2 separate regions of the Homo sapiens genome follow, and region 1 is linked to region 2. Evidence: chromatin contacts called from ENCODE Hi-C data. All regions are on one chromosome and are shown on one strand. The core of a region is the stretch at or near the end of the contact, and the rest is flanking DNA. Distances in the headings are between cores, read along the strand shown. Region 1 overlaps CITED2 (Cbp/p300 interacting transactivator with Glu/Asp rich carboxy-terminal domain 2). Region 2 overlaps ECT2L (epithelial cell transforming 2 like).

The links. A loop is a pair of places that touch in the nucleus more often than their neighbours do. Pooled maps may share reads with other maps.
Region 1: a map of left ventricle myocardium inferior shows a loop between it and region 2 (3-fold over the local background). The contact joins two enhancer-like sites. A Hi-C loop is called at or near these places in 2 of 168 maps with a recorded cell type or tissue (heart left ventricle and left ventricle myocardium inferior) and 2 of 50 pooled maps.

Annotation. Positions count from the first base shown.
Region 1 is chr6:139,365,128-139,372,141 of GRCh38, forward strand. It overlaps CITED2 (Cbp/p300 interacting transactivator with Glu/Asp rich carboxy-terminal domain 2), which reads right to left. Exons shown (of 2, transcript NM_006079.5): 2 at 6,680-7,014. Among named protein-coding and RNA genes, the nearest start is that of CITED2, 6.0 kb to the right of the region's middle. RefSeq lists an enhancer at 3,692-4,510. Within about 2 kb of position 4,933, at least 11 of the 41 ENCODE cell types and tissues checked have a DNase peak (open chromatin) inside an H3K27ac peak, as active enhancers do.
Region 2 is chr6:138,828,358-138,835,721 of GRCh38, forward strand. All of the region lies in intron 4 of ECT2L (epithelial cell transforming 2 like), which reads left to right. Among named protein-coding and RNA genes, the nearest start is that of ECT2L, 36 kb to the left of the region's middle. Within about 2 kb of position 5,559, at least 4 of the 41 ENCODE cell types and tissues checked have a DNase peak (open chromatin) inside an H3K27ac peak, as active enhancers do.

The sequences.
Region 1 (7,014 bases), core at 3,683-6,182, 540 kb after region 2:
ACACACCATACACACACACACATAATTTAAACAACTGCATCAGCAAATTTGCAATGTCATGTTCTGGAAATATTTCCTAGGGTGGCAAGCTTTTTTGGCATTTGCTTGCAGGCTGATAAATCTCAGTAGCCAAAATTTGTGCTCATTATGGCAATGAAAGGGAATATTTACAGAGACGATTCCAATCTTTGGAAAGTTGACACAACTGGGTCAGGTCTATGGCACACCCACAGACTCACGGTGAGCTTGGAAAAACAATGGTAAGAATGATGGAACAGGTTTTGAGGTGGTCTTATAATATTGTACTCCATGTTTTCAGAGGAGGAGAAATGATAGGAACGGGCTTATGTTTTCTTCATGAGAATTTGAATACAAGATGTATTAATTAAACATCTTCATTTTACTGATGGAGAAACTTGAGTCAACAATGATTAAATTACACAGCTATTTGGTTGCAGAGTTAAGACTAGACCTATGTTTTTTATTCCTGATCTACTATTCTTTTCAGTAACTATTAATAGAAGAGTTCTCCATTTCCATAGAAGACCAAAGTAAGAGAATGTGAGTTTACATTTGCATCAAGAAACTTTGGATAAATTGAGGAAGATTAGTTAAGTGTAAAGTAACTAAATATTGTATTTCCTTTATTCTAACATGTACTTAAAAAAAATCTTAACATTATGAAATCAGCCTGAATCTTATAATCAATATTAAAACATAATCGCTGGCAGGCAGTTGGGCGAGTTGTAAAGCGGTCATATTTATGTGCCAGAATTTAGTAACTAACATTCTCATTTAATAGAGTATAGAATTGGGAGGGTAAGGCATTGGCTTAATTTCTGAAAGAAACTGTTTATTTCCAGCAAGAAGGAATTCAGTTAAGGAAAAAAAAACTGAAACCGCAATTTAAATCACTGATATTCTTTCATTTGACTTGAAGTGCTAACGAGGTCAAAATATTAAGAAGGGGTAAGCAGCTCACCATGAGGCTACTCATGCACTTTCAGGGGTCACACTTAATTTGGAGGAATTTTTATACCAAATTTGAAAAAGCGTAGACCCGAATCTTGTGAATCCCAAAAGGAAACGGTGTGTGATTGTACGGATAAATACATGGTATAGTTGTGTTCATATATTTTAGAACTTGTGTTCATGTAATGTAATGGGTTTTTCTCTTAATCACTTATTGATCATTTTACAATCAGTGGCATTTAAGAATAGGTGTCATTTGGTTTATCACAGCAGCACTGCGTCTTAGAAAGAGCACTGACTCGGAAGCTAGGTCTGGAAACTACTCTGCTCCTCTATCCGCTACTGTGTTGTCCTTGAGCAGTTGACTTCCTCTCTAAATGTCAATTTCCTTATGTAAATTTGGAAGAATATCATGAATCTTGCAAGCATATTGTGAGCATTAAATGAGATTATGTATGTAAAGTGCCTACCACAATATCTGTCACATAGTAAGTGCTCAACCAAGGCAGCCACAGGAAACTTATGGTCAACAGAGAGATTTGTTAAGAGATGTTGATTGAAGGGTAAATTTCTTCGATTTGATCCCATGCAGTCTAAACAGTGTTTCTTACCATTTAAAAATCTATGCCCTATCAGTCAAGAAGATTTTGAGGCCAGGCGCAGTGGCTCACGCTGTAATCCCAGCACTTTGGGAGGCCGAGGTGAGTGGATCACGCGGTCAAGAGATTGCGATCATCCTGGCCAACAAATACAAAAAAACTAGTTGTGCATGGTGGTGCGTGCCTGTAGTCCCAGCTACTCAGGAGGCTGAGGCAGGAGAATCGCTTGAACCCAGTAGGTGGAGGTTGCAGTGAGCTGAGATTGCGCCACTGCACTCCAGCCTGGCAACAGAGCAAGACTCTGTCTCAAACAAAATAAATAAAAAAATAATAAGAGTTTGAAATGTCTTTCTACATTTTGTTTTACTAAAAGAATGTGTATTAAAACATCTGTCCAAATATAGTATGGAATATGTTTTTATAAGTTACTGTTTTCTCTCCCTTCTCCCCAGCCTGAGAGGTACCTCTACCCAGCTGAGAACTATTGATCCAAAAAATGGTGTCAGAAGGGGATCTTAGAAACATTTAGATATTTAAGTTCATATTAGGAACATAACAGTCAGTTCAATCATTTTTCACCTACTGGCCTCATCGTCCTTATGTTTGCTAAACACATAGGGTGAAGAGAGATGTATGAAACTGGTCATCATCTTGCTTATCCTCCTTTCAAGAGTTATCCAAAATACATGCAACGGGGCCATATTTACAAGGTGATCTAAGAATGTGTATGCACAATTGAAGTATACTATATGTGCTTTAAGGAGATAGCAACTGTCATGAAGCAAAAAACCCAACGGAACCCAAACCAAACCCCAAACCCAGTGGGTTACGAGAATAAACCACCACCACTAACAACAATAAAATTCTGTGGCCTAGTGACTAAGGAAATCACAAGGCCAAATGTTATACCAATCCATAGGAAAACCCAAAGAGAAAAGACCTCAATAGCCTCCAATCCCATTTCCTTCACTGTAGCATGTGTTCATAAAAACAGTACTGACAATCTGGAGTTGGCTGACTTTTCCTGATTTTGTGCTAGTTTGACTTGCACTCAAGCCTTAATTTTGCTCCCCACTCAGCTTTCAGGAATGGACAGGCAGAATTCTTTGGGCACTATTAACTTTTCAAAAGCCACTCGCCTATTTGCATATCTCCTGCAATGCGCACCACGCTAACCTTGCCTTGCTACAGGCTCCTCAGGAGACAGATTCCCCTGTCGGCTTTGTTCAGCAACCCAAAATGTAATCAAGTAACCACTCTACTGTAGAGGGAAGAAAGGGAGGGATTTCAGGGCTGAGCACAATGGTGATACCATGGGAAAATTCCAAGAATTCCGTGAACCACAGTCCTCACCCCTGGTTGTGCCCCTGCCTCACTAATCTTTCAGATTAGTTCAGCCTAATGAAAACTAATAACATATAAAGCAAGTAATAATATTCACCGTCCATCTTTCTTTCATGTGCTTTTTGCTCACTCTGCAAGTCCTGATTTAGCCAAGCTGAATTCTCAAAAAGCACCACTAACTGCCTCCTGGGGCTGCTTCATTTAGTGCTCCTCTAGGGGAAGGAAGTAACTGATAAGAATCCAGCCGCTAAAAAGTCATTATTTGTTCATAGACAGTATGGAAGAGGTCGGTCTGATAGTTTCTCTTTCCCAAGGATCATGGATTCAGTTCCTCAACACAACAGACTCTTACTTATCATAGCTTTTCTTTCATTGTGTATAAATATCAAAATATGATAGAAATTCACGCCAGCCGCTCTTAGAATATTTTCTCACTCTTTAGCATTACTGCATTACTTATGAGTTTAATTTCTTCCTGGGAAGGGAAGAAGTTCTTTATTTCAGATGTTTTAATATTTTTTTAAAATATAGGTAGGTCTCACTACAAGGCAAACTAAAATTATCAGCAGTATGTTATTTGATGGAAAATATTCTTATATTTCCTTTTCCAGTTTAAATTAAAAGTATGGCTACCAGGAAAAAAAAAGAATCATTTTTCTCCTTGCTGCATAAAAATAGGTCAAGTAATTTAAGCCAGTCCATTGCAATTAAAATTCTGACATTGCCATTGTTCCTTCTATTCTAGGGGGAGAAGACAAACAGAGCCCATGATAATAGGGGTTCACTGGCTGAGTCATTTGATGTGCTACCTATTGTTCTCTTCTGGAGGCTCAGCCTCAACCTGCCTGGGAGCGCTGATTTTGATGATAGTGGTGCAGTCCCAAAATGATAAATACCATCTCTGAAGCATGCATTTCTGAAGAGGTGTACTGCTGCTTTCATGCTAGCAAAACATTTCCACTGCAGAGGAAAAAATTGCCAATGGCATGGGTCTTAAATTCCTTGAATTCTAAATTTATTTATTTTTTGGAGACAATGTTATCTGCCCAGTTTATTTTAAAGTAAATTTTACTGACTCAATTAGACAGCAACACTCATCCTCATTAAAGATCCTGCAGTCCTTTCACAAGATTAGGGCTGGTGGCTTGGTCACATTCCAATGTGGATAATTGCATTCTGCATTCCTGGATATTTCCCTCCACCTTTCCAACCTCATACCGTCAAATGCATTGTTATTTACCCTTACTGCAAATCAACAGTCCTGTTGTGGAGGCGCTGAGGGTTTGCCATCCCCTCAGTTTGCAGGCTAAAGCATCAGCCCAAACCACTGCTCCTTACACTTTTAAAAGAAAACCCCTTAGGTAATGCATATTTTCAAATATGAGGCAAATCTCAATTATGCACACTTAATCATAGGTTAAGGTTTTTGGTAAGTAAAATATTCTTATTTTATAAAGGATGTTTATTTTGGAATCTTCTTTGATTTAAAAAATGTGTTGCTCGAATATGTGCTGTTTGCTCAAAGAAGAAAACAAAGTCTTCAGAAATGGCAACAAAACAAACAAAAAAGCGAAAAAGCTCTTGAGGAAACAGCTTTTCATTGACCTTCTAAATAAATTCCACAAGGGGGCGAAAACACCTAATGGTCCGGGGCTGCAAAGTTTTTATTGCAAAGCTGGCCACCCATAATAGATTAGTGGATTAATATTTTTCTCTAAAGGATCTGGCCTTTAATGTTGACATCAATTTATAGCCATCCCAGGCGTTTACAGTAGTAAAAGTCATGGAGACCATAAACTTCACAATAGATGTCAGCCTTCTGCTACTAGTGCTCTAGCCCAGCACCCCATAAACAGTGGTGATTAGGTAACTGTTCTTCAAAGACCCATCCATAGCTCTAACGTCTTTATCAGCTCCCGCAAAGATACTGTCACGAGGATTTTATCAGGCACAAGACAGAAGTATACGTTTTTATTAATGTGGACTTATTTTTCTGACATGTAGCTATGAGGTTGCACTGCAGCTTATCATTGATCTCTTCTTGAAAATCAAGCATGGAGTGTCTATTTTTGGGCAAAGCTTAAAGAACAGAAGCTCTCTTGTATCATATTAGAACTTTTTGACAAACAGCCAAGGTACAGAGGTCAAATTTCCCCATATGCTATAAGCAACTTAGTAGGAAGCAAGACCACAAAAGGTTTTGCAAATGTCTGCCAGTAGCCGGGTGATCTAGGTCACTGTACAGGTTTCATTAATCAGGTTGTTGAAACAAGGAGTTATTTTTCTCTGCTTAAGAGACCTGCAGATATCATGTAGAATCTGCTCAATTGTTGATCAAGAAAGAGTTTTTAATGAAACAGAGATCACTCAAGTGAACTGGGGTGCGGGAGCGTTTGTATTTGTACTGAAGACAAATTGTGCTTTTTAGCCCAGCTCCTCTGTTTGAGTCCTCTGTTCTGGTAGGGATGGGCTCAAGATCTAATAATAGTTCCTTGGGCTCTGCATCTCCACATACGTGTTCCGGCGTTTGAGCAGCAGGAGGAATTTAGTGACAGAGCAGGTGTTGTGGCTTATTCCCTGGCAGAATAAATGGTGAAGGGTGGTGGCAAGACAATTCTTTGGCTTCTTTATGCAAAAAAAAAAAAAAAAATGCATTTAATCACTTTCCTTTTTTCCTGGCACTAGTGAAAAAGGATTGGAGTTGCTGTATTAATATGTATGCAAACATATTTTTTCACTTAAGCCTCTGGAAAAAAAAAAGAGAGAGAGAGAAAGAAAAACTTACTGTGAAAATGCTTAGCCAGAAAGATTCATTGCTGATTGCAGATTTAGTATTGACATGTCTTAGCTGAAGAAAACTTCAGCTTTAACTATTAATGTGGAAATCTGGATCAGCTTTTAAAGTAGGGTAAAAAGAGTTTTGGATGATTCAGTATATTTATTTGAACATAATTTTAAAGAAGAAAGTGTCAATTATAGAGGTATATAAAAAACCCAGTGGAGTGTGTGCATTTTAATTTTACATGGCCTACCTTGGAAATAAAATTATAAAATGCAGGTGATCTGAATTATACTTAAAGCAGCCTTTATGCCCAACTTACTCTCTCATAACACTTCTAAATATCCGCTCCTCCTGATTTCTTATAAAATATGGAATTTAAGATGAGAATCGGAGTCTAAATGAAATGTTCTTTTAAAGCATTATTTATAAGATTTTCCTCAACCTACATTTTTTACTTCCCCTAGTAAGTTGCGTACAAAAGTCTGTATTTTTTCTTGAAGGTAGGTGTGTTGCTCTTATAAACATAAGATAAGCCATGAAAACATGAAAAACAAAATTCCTTCTCCTTCCACCTGGGATAATTTGAGATTTTCACAATATTACTTTTTCCTTTGCTTGATTATATAAGGCAAAACTTGATACCCACTTAGTTGTAGCTATGGTCTTCTTGATAAGACATCTATCCAGGTAAAATTAAAGTATAATTTTCAGGTGATTTGCATCCCATGCATGCAACAGGAAAACTCAGAATTCAGGAAAACAGGGCATGCTTAAGAGGGAACATCTTGTAAAGACTGTAATTTGACCTTTGAGTCAACCTGAGTACATTTTAAATATTATAGGACAAAAGCCTCAAAGTGGAATTCTGCCTCATCTTTCTCAGAACTATAAACCAGTCAGACACTGTTTCAGAGATTACGCTAGAAAATATGTACCTATCCTTGGCACTTTTGCTGAGAAATAAAACTCTCATCACTGGAGATAAAGGTAGATTTATATTTAATGCCACCCATCAATCAATCAGTGTATTATTCCAATCTACCTCTATTTAAGTAGTTGAATCAGGTATAAACAGAAACACTTGATTTTTTTTGCCTCCTGCCCATTGAAAAAGATAATGTTGAGTATTGCAAACCTTTCTAACTCTGGAGTACACTTGATATGATGGCAATTAAGAAAAAAAAAAAAGCAGTGACAACTTTGCAGCTTTTGATTAAAGCACACCAAGAGGCATGTTACAATGATAACAATGAAGCATTATGCCAATTATGTTAAATCCTGCTCTCCGCTTAAGCTCATCATGACCTGTTTTAGTGT
Region 2 (7,364 bases), core at 4,309-6,808:
TTTCTTTTCTCCCTTGTCTTGTAGGGTTTCCCACAGTCTGCATTTTGCTGATTGTAACCTTCTGCCTCCCCTTTTCCTGAAAACTGGTAGTTTGGGGCCTGATGAAAGTCAGGTTTGATTTTTTTCATAAGAATACTTCAAAGGTGGTGTTTTATTCTTCCTTCAGAAGCTGGCGAGTTCCAGTGGTTTTTGTGTGTGCTGTTAGCTGCCATTGACAATCTTCCCGTGGGTCCACTGTTTCATTAGGGGTTGCAAAATGTTGACATACTACCTCGTCATTCCTTTTCTGTTTACTAGTTAGCATACTTCTATAAAGAGAAACTTTCCCTCCTTAATGACTTGCTTTCCCGAGGTAGAGTTCATACAGGAAAGACACATGTTGATTTTATTTACCAATTTTCTAACCAATAGCTTGGATTTATGTCATCCTCCAAAATTGATCACTGAGTTCTTTGTAGTATTATAAACTCATGAACTTAAGTATCTTATGTTTCAATCCATTTCAGTTATTTTCTTGTTGGTATTCAAATTGTGTTGTTCCTGGCCAGGGGAGCCTCCTCAAGATAACTCTTGAGTTCTTTTGACATGTTAATTTCTCTTCTTTTTTTATTTTGAGACAGGGTCTCACTCTGTCACTCAGGCTAAGGCGCTGGCTAAGTTTAAAATTTTTTTTTTTTTTTGTAGAGATGGGAGTCTCACTATGTTGCCCAGCGTGGTCTCGAACTCCTGGCCTCAAATTATCCTCCCACCTTGGCCTACCAAAGTACTGGGATTACAGGGCGTGAGCCACCACACCTGTTAGTTTCTAATAATTTCTTTTCTTTCTGGTGTGAGAAAACCTTCTGCGCTCGTCTTGTCCTTTTCCTGCCTCAGACTTGGGATACCATTTCCCCAAGGAGCCCTGTTTCCTTTCGGTGGGAAATATTTGGTATTAGGTATTGCCGTAATAGAGCACTCTTATAAGTATCTTATAAGGTTGTTCATAGTTTCTAGGAATTTTTAGTACACAGAACTAAAAATAACTTTAAAGAAAAGTTACAATGCATCAAGAGTTCGGATCCATACTCTCAATTCAAATTCAAGTCAACAGGATTTGTATTGAACCCTTCTGTATTGCATCCATATCTCTTTCACACAGGAAATTCACATAGGATTTCACACAGGAAATCTTGGTTCCCAATGACGTTATTACTCATTTTCTTTGTTCCATAATAATACATGCACAACATTCCCAAAACAACAAAACCATCACTACCACTCCCTATATCATTACTGAAATCAGTTAAAAATAATTTTTGCAGTTCTTGTTGTCCTTAAGGTATGCCACATTTAGGGACATAGAGTCAAATTTCTGTGTTTTTGGTTTTTTTTTCCTTTTTTTTTGAGACAGAGTCTCACTCTGTTTCCCAGGCTGGAGTGCAGTGGCACGATCTCAGTTCACTGCAACCTCCGCCTCCCGGGTTCCAGCGACTCTCCCACCTCAGCCTCCAGAGTAGCTAGGATTACAGGCGCTCGCCACCATGCCCGGCTAATTTTTTGTATTTTTAGTAGAGATGGGGTTTCACCATGTTAGCCAGGCTGGTCTCAAACTCCTGTCCTGAAGCGATCTGCCAACCTCGGCCTCCCAAAGTGCTGGGATTACAGGCGTGAGCCACCGCGCCCAGCCTAAATTTCTGTGTTTTAGAATGGAATAATCCCAATCTGTATGGCTATTCAACTAATTCAACACACAATTAAGTTTGTTTTGTTTTGCTTTTGAATTTTAGGGATTGCTTTTATCAAATCCAATTTTGTTTGATAATATTAAAAGACATATGGTTACAGAAGTCACATCTAGAAAACAAGGTATATTAAGAAAAATCTAGCTTCTACCACTGTGTTCTGTGCTCTGTTCCCTCCCTCCAAATCTCTGCACAACAGGGGTGGACAAGCTTTTTCTAAACGGCCAGATAGCAACAATCTTAGGCCTTGTGGGCCCTGTGATCCCTGCTTCAACGACTTAGCTTTACCGATGCAGTATGAAGGCCACCACAGGCAATATGTGAGTCAATGGGTGTGGCTGTGTTCCAGTAACATTTTGCAAAAAGGGATGTCAAAAACGAATGGATATAGTCCACAGGCCATACCCCTGCTCTAGAGTCATCTGCAGGGACTGTCCCCAGATCCCCAGTTTCAACTCACTACTCACCCCATCCTAAACTGGTTTTTGCCCTTTTAAGTCCGTATAGCTGCCTCCAAAGGACTCTTGGATTTTTTTCGGTTATCTTGCTTGTCCTCTCTGCAGTTTTCGGTATGAACAAGTACTCACTCCTCGAAATGACAATCTTCCTGTGGATGCCATGACAGAAGATTAATCTGGCTTCCTCCTACCTCTCGGTCCTGTCCTTTCCATGTTGTTTAATGACAAATCCTCTACATGTCGTTAAATGTGGGCATTCCTCCAGCCTGTGGGAACTCTGCTTCTCTTTTCACTCTGTGCTCTCTGTGTAGAGCACTTGATCCATACCCAGGCTTTTATTTAATATTTCTCTAACAGTGATCAGGCCATTTTTATCTTTGGCCCAGACATTGCCTTTGAGTTCCTAATTATATATCCAGCTGCTTACTTGATATTTAATTTTGAATGTCTTGAGAACACCCCAAAACCAACATGTCCAAGTATATACAATCGTCGTAAGCACAATGTGACTATATTCTCTATTTTAATGGTACCACCAGCCATCCAGTTTCAAAAGTTAGAAACCCAAGACTCATCTAATCACCACTTATCAATTTACCCCCAATATCTCTCATGTGTTCAATTTTCTACATCTCTATCAATACCAGCTTAGGCCAACCTACCATTATTTCTGGCCTGGGCTATGGCTATGGCCATGGCCTTCTAATTGGTCTCCCCATCATTCTGGACTCTCTCCCTGTGCAGTCAGTGTTGGCTTCTCAAATGGCACTGAGACCATGTCATCATGCCCCTGTTTAAAAGTTTTAGTTTAAAAAATTGTAACCTTTAACATGGCATCCAAGGCCCTGCAGGGATATGGCTCTAACCACCCCTTCAGCTTCCCCTCTTCCCTCTTTCTCCATAGTTCCTGGTGCTTCAGCCCAACTCACCTTCATCCAGCTCCTCAGGGATGCTGCCTTTGCCCTTGACATTGCCATCTACCTAGGAGGCTCTTCTACCTCCACTGCCTTCTTCTCCCAGTTGCCTTTAACCCACTTAGCTCCCGCAGGGAAGCCTTTCCACACATGTACTTTTTCTTCAGAAGATTAACTACAGTTGTAATTTCACCTTTATTTATTAGATTTTTTTAAAAATTGGTGCTGTCCCTAACCATACTGTAGGCTCCATAAAGGCAGGAATTGTGTCATTTTTCTTTGTCTCATTAAAACCGCAGAATGTAAGAAGGGATTCAAAATAATGTTGATTTAATAAGTGAATCCGTGAACTGTACAATCACAGTAAACATGCACATACCAATTTAATTAAACAATTTTAGATCATGTATTCCTTTGAGAAGAGATATTCAAATTACACCAAAAACTATAAATCTTCCCCCCAGGAAAGACATATATATGCATAGATATAAAATTTACCAGATATTTCAGGAACTTTGTATGCTGCATGAAACTCTCCTATGGATAATAGTGCATGAAACTAAGTGAAATGTCTTCAATTTTTTTTATCATTTTAAATGACTTTATAATATTCAATGGTCCAGATTTTGCTTAAGATTCTCTAGTTTTCCCTCCTTTGGTTTCAAGTTTATTATCCAACTTACTCAGTTTTCTCTTAATTTCAAAAACTATATATTTTTTACTTCAAATGTCTGTTTTTTTTTTTTCCAAATGAACATTTCAAACATTCACTCCTATTATTACCTTGATTTCTCTTTGAATATTTTCAGCATGTTTATGTTAAAATCTCTTGGATTCTTTCATTACCTTCAGTTCTGGAGATGACGGATCCCTTGTTTGTTTCATTTGCTGGCCTTCCCTCATGGTGTTTTAGTCTGAGGTTATTTTCCAAAGGGAGGATAACTGCCCTGGGTTGTGGAGGCACATGGGATGGTTCACATATGTATCTTCCTCTCCAGGAACCCCTTGGGTTTCTTATTTTCTCACCAGCGTTTATGTTTCTATGGTAGCTCAGGGTCTCTAATGTGCCAGGAGATTTAATATGGACTTAAGCCCATGCAAGGTACAGGCCTGTTCTGATTTCCCCCAGGTCTCCCTTTCCTTTAGCAGCCCAGGAGAAGGTGTGCTTCCTTGCTTCTTCCCTGCAAGGTCTGGACTCCTGTCAGTAGGAAAGCCTAGCACTACTCATCAAGACTGGGCCCAATTCTTCTGTGAATTTCTCAATTTCAGCTCCCATTTAGTGTCCTTGTGTTTTTTTGTTGTTTTTTTTTTAATTTATAACTTGCTGATTTCTTTTTTCATTACTCTTCCATTTGAAGAGATTATGCTTCATAATCCCAGTGCTTTTAGCTGTTTGAAATTAGTTCATAGCATATTAGTCCATTTCACACTGCTATAAAGAACTGCCTGAGACTGGGTAATTTATAAATATAAAAGCATTAATTGGCTCAGAGTTCTGCATGGGTTGGGGGGCCTCAGGAAACTTACAATCACGGTGGAAGGGGAAGCAGGCACATCTTACCTGGCGGCAGGCGAGAGAGAGAGAGAAAAGGAGGAACTGTCAAACGCCAATAAAACATTGGATCTCATGAGAACTCACTATCACAAGAACAGCGTGGGGGAAACCACCTCCATGATCCACTCACCCACCACCAGGTCCCTCCCTTGACATGTGGGGATTATGGAGATTAAAATTGGAGATGAGATATGGGTGGGGACATAAAGCCAAACCATATCACATAGATTCCCCTTTCAGCTCAGTCTACTGATTTCTAGGAAGATTAGATTTTATAGATATGCCATAACTTATCTCAGACATTTAACTTGTTTCCCCCAGCTTTTGCTACTAAAAACAACACTTAGAGGAACATCCTTTAGCTAAATCCTTAGACATATCTTTAATCATTGTTTTAGGAAAAACCCCTAGAAGACGAATTGTTGGATCCAAAAGCACATTTGTACGGCCATCGGTATTTGTCACTTACCAACTTGTCTTCCTTTTCATGCAACTCAGGAGTTGCACAGATGCCTATGGTTCCCCTTGCCCTTGTGTCATCTCCTTTTGGCCCCATTAAAACATGCACCAGAGGATCACCTGAGGTCAGGAGTTTGAGACCAGCCTGGCCAACGTGACGAAACCCTGTCTTCACTAAAATACAAAAATTAGCCGGGCTTGGTGGCATGCACCTGTAATCCCAGCTGCTCAGGAGGCTGAGACAGGAGAATCGCTTGAATCCAGAAGGTGGAGGTTGCAGTGAGCAGAGATCACGCCACAGTACTCCAGCCTGGGTGACAGAGCAAGACTCCAGCTCAAAAATAAATAAATAAATAATTAAAAAAAAATGCACCAGGGACTGAAACTGGGGTATGAACAGCACCCAGACCCTGACCAAGCCATAAAAGTGTTTGTAAAGAAGCCACCCGACAAGGCTTAGAGGTGCTACCTAGGCAACCAGAAAACAGGGACCTCTGCCAAATCCACTCTCCCCTCCACAGGCCTCTCTCCAAGCTGTTCTCCTAGTCATTTTCATCACAATTTTGGCAGCTTCTACTTCTTATCAGAAATTTAAGAGCAGATAATTAAATTCAAGTCCCACATTACTAAGCTTTGTTATTTTTGCAAAGTACACATTGTACATTCAGTGGCACACTGCAAAGCATTATCATGAATTATTTAAATGACACCATCCTCGTCACAATAAATGAGCAAAACACATTTTTTCACTGTCTCCTTACATGTTGTTATTTCTCTTCACAGATTTCTTACTTTGCAACATTAACTAAAATGTGATGAGCCCTGCAATGTCATTACTACAAACTACCCTACCTTAGTTCTGCTGATCATGTATTTTTTTTTAATGTGACGGAAGCATTTTTCTTTCTTCTTAAGATTCATTATACTCAAACGTGTCCTTGTAGCAGCATAGAATAGGAACAAATATAAAACATGTATAACCAAGGTTTACTTTTGGAAGTAATTCATATTCAATTCTCCTTTGCTCTGCTGGGATGGAACAATAGATGCTGTGAGGTGGGAAGGTAGTAGACATGAAAATCTAAAGATACTGAGACCCTTCTTTGGAAAGGAGGCCGGAAACATCTCTGTTTTGCCTCTTATTTTATTACTGTATTTTATAATTCCAAGTAAATGAGAGTAAAACTTATCTCAAAGGCTAGCAAAATGATCCTGAAGTCTAACTCAGGCAATGAGGACAGTAATTCATTAGAAATTAACTGTTCTTGGCATTGTCACAGTCTTGTTCAGCTTGAATGTTAATCTCTAAGGAAATGACAGTTATTACCTGTGCTTTATTGTTGATACTGACAAGATCCTCAAGTGACACTTCTGTCTGTGGATACTACATGCTACCAGTACAGGCCCGGCTCCATTCTTTGCCCCCGTTTACACACACACACACACACACACACACACACACACACACACACTCTCATTCTCTCTCTCTGTCTCTTTCCTCACAACGGCCTGCCAACAGGTTCATTTTACGCCACTCTGTTTTGTCTCAGGATGTGACAAGGCTACATGGACAGGGATCAAAAAAACAGCAGTGACTTAAGGCCAGGGGAGGAAGAACACAGAAAATAAATCGTTAAAACTTGGAACTGAAGCAAACTTAAAAAAAAAATTTTAGCCACTTAAAAAAAACTTTTCATTTTGCAATAATTTTTAACTTACAGAAAAGTTGCAAGAATAGTACAAATAATGTCTTTATCCCTTTCACCTGGACTTCCTCATTTAGTTAACATTTTAATAGTTATGGCCAGGCGCAGTGGCTCAAGCCTGTAATCCCAGCACTTTGGGAGGCCAAGGCAGGCGGATCGCTTGAGCTTAAGAGTTCAAAACCAACCTGGGCAACATAGTGAAACCACATCTCCATTAAAAATACAAAAAAATTAGCCGGGTATGGTGGTGCATGCCTGGAGTCCCCAGCAATTTGGGAGGCTGAGGTGGGAGGATTGCTTGAGGCCGGGAGGCAGAGGTTGCAGTGAACTGAGATTGCGCCACTGCCCTCCAGCCTGGGTGACAGAGCCAGGCCCTGTCTCAAAAAAAAAAAAAAAAATAGTTAACAGTTTAATAGCTAACATTTTACCATTTTTGCCTTATTATTTAGAATCACTTGAGAGTAAATTACGAACATGATGCCCATTACCTTAAGTGTGTCAATGTGTGTTTCCTAAAACACAAGGACACACTGCTGAAAAATCAAAGTACA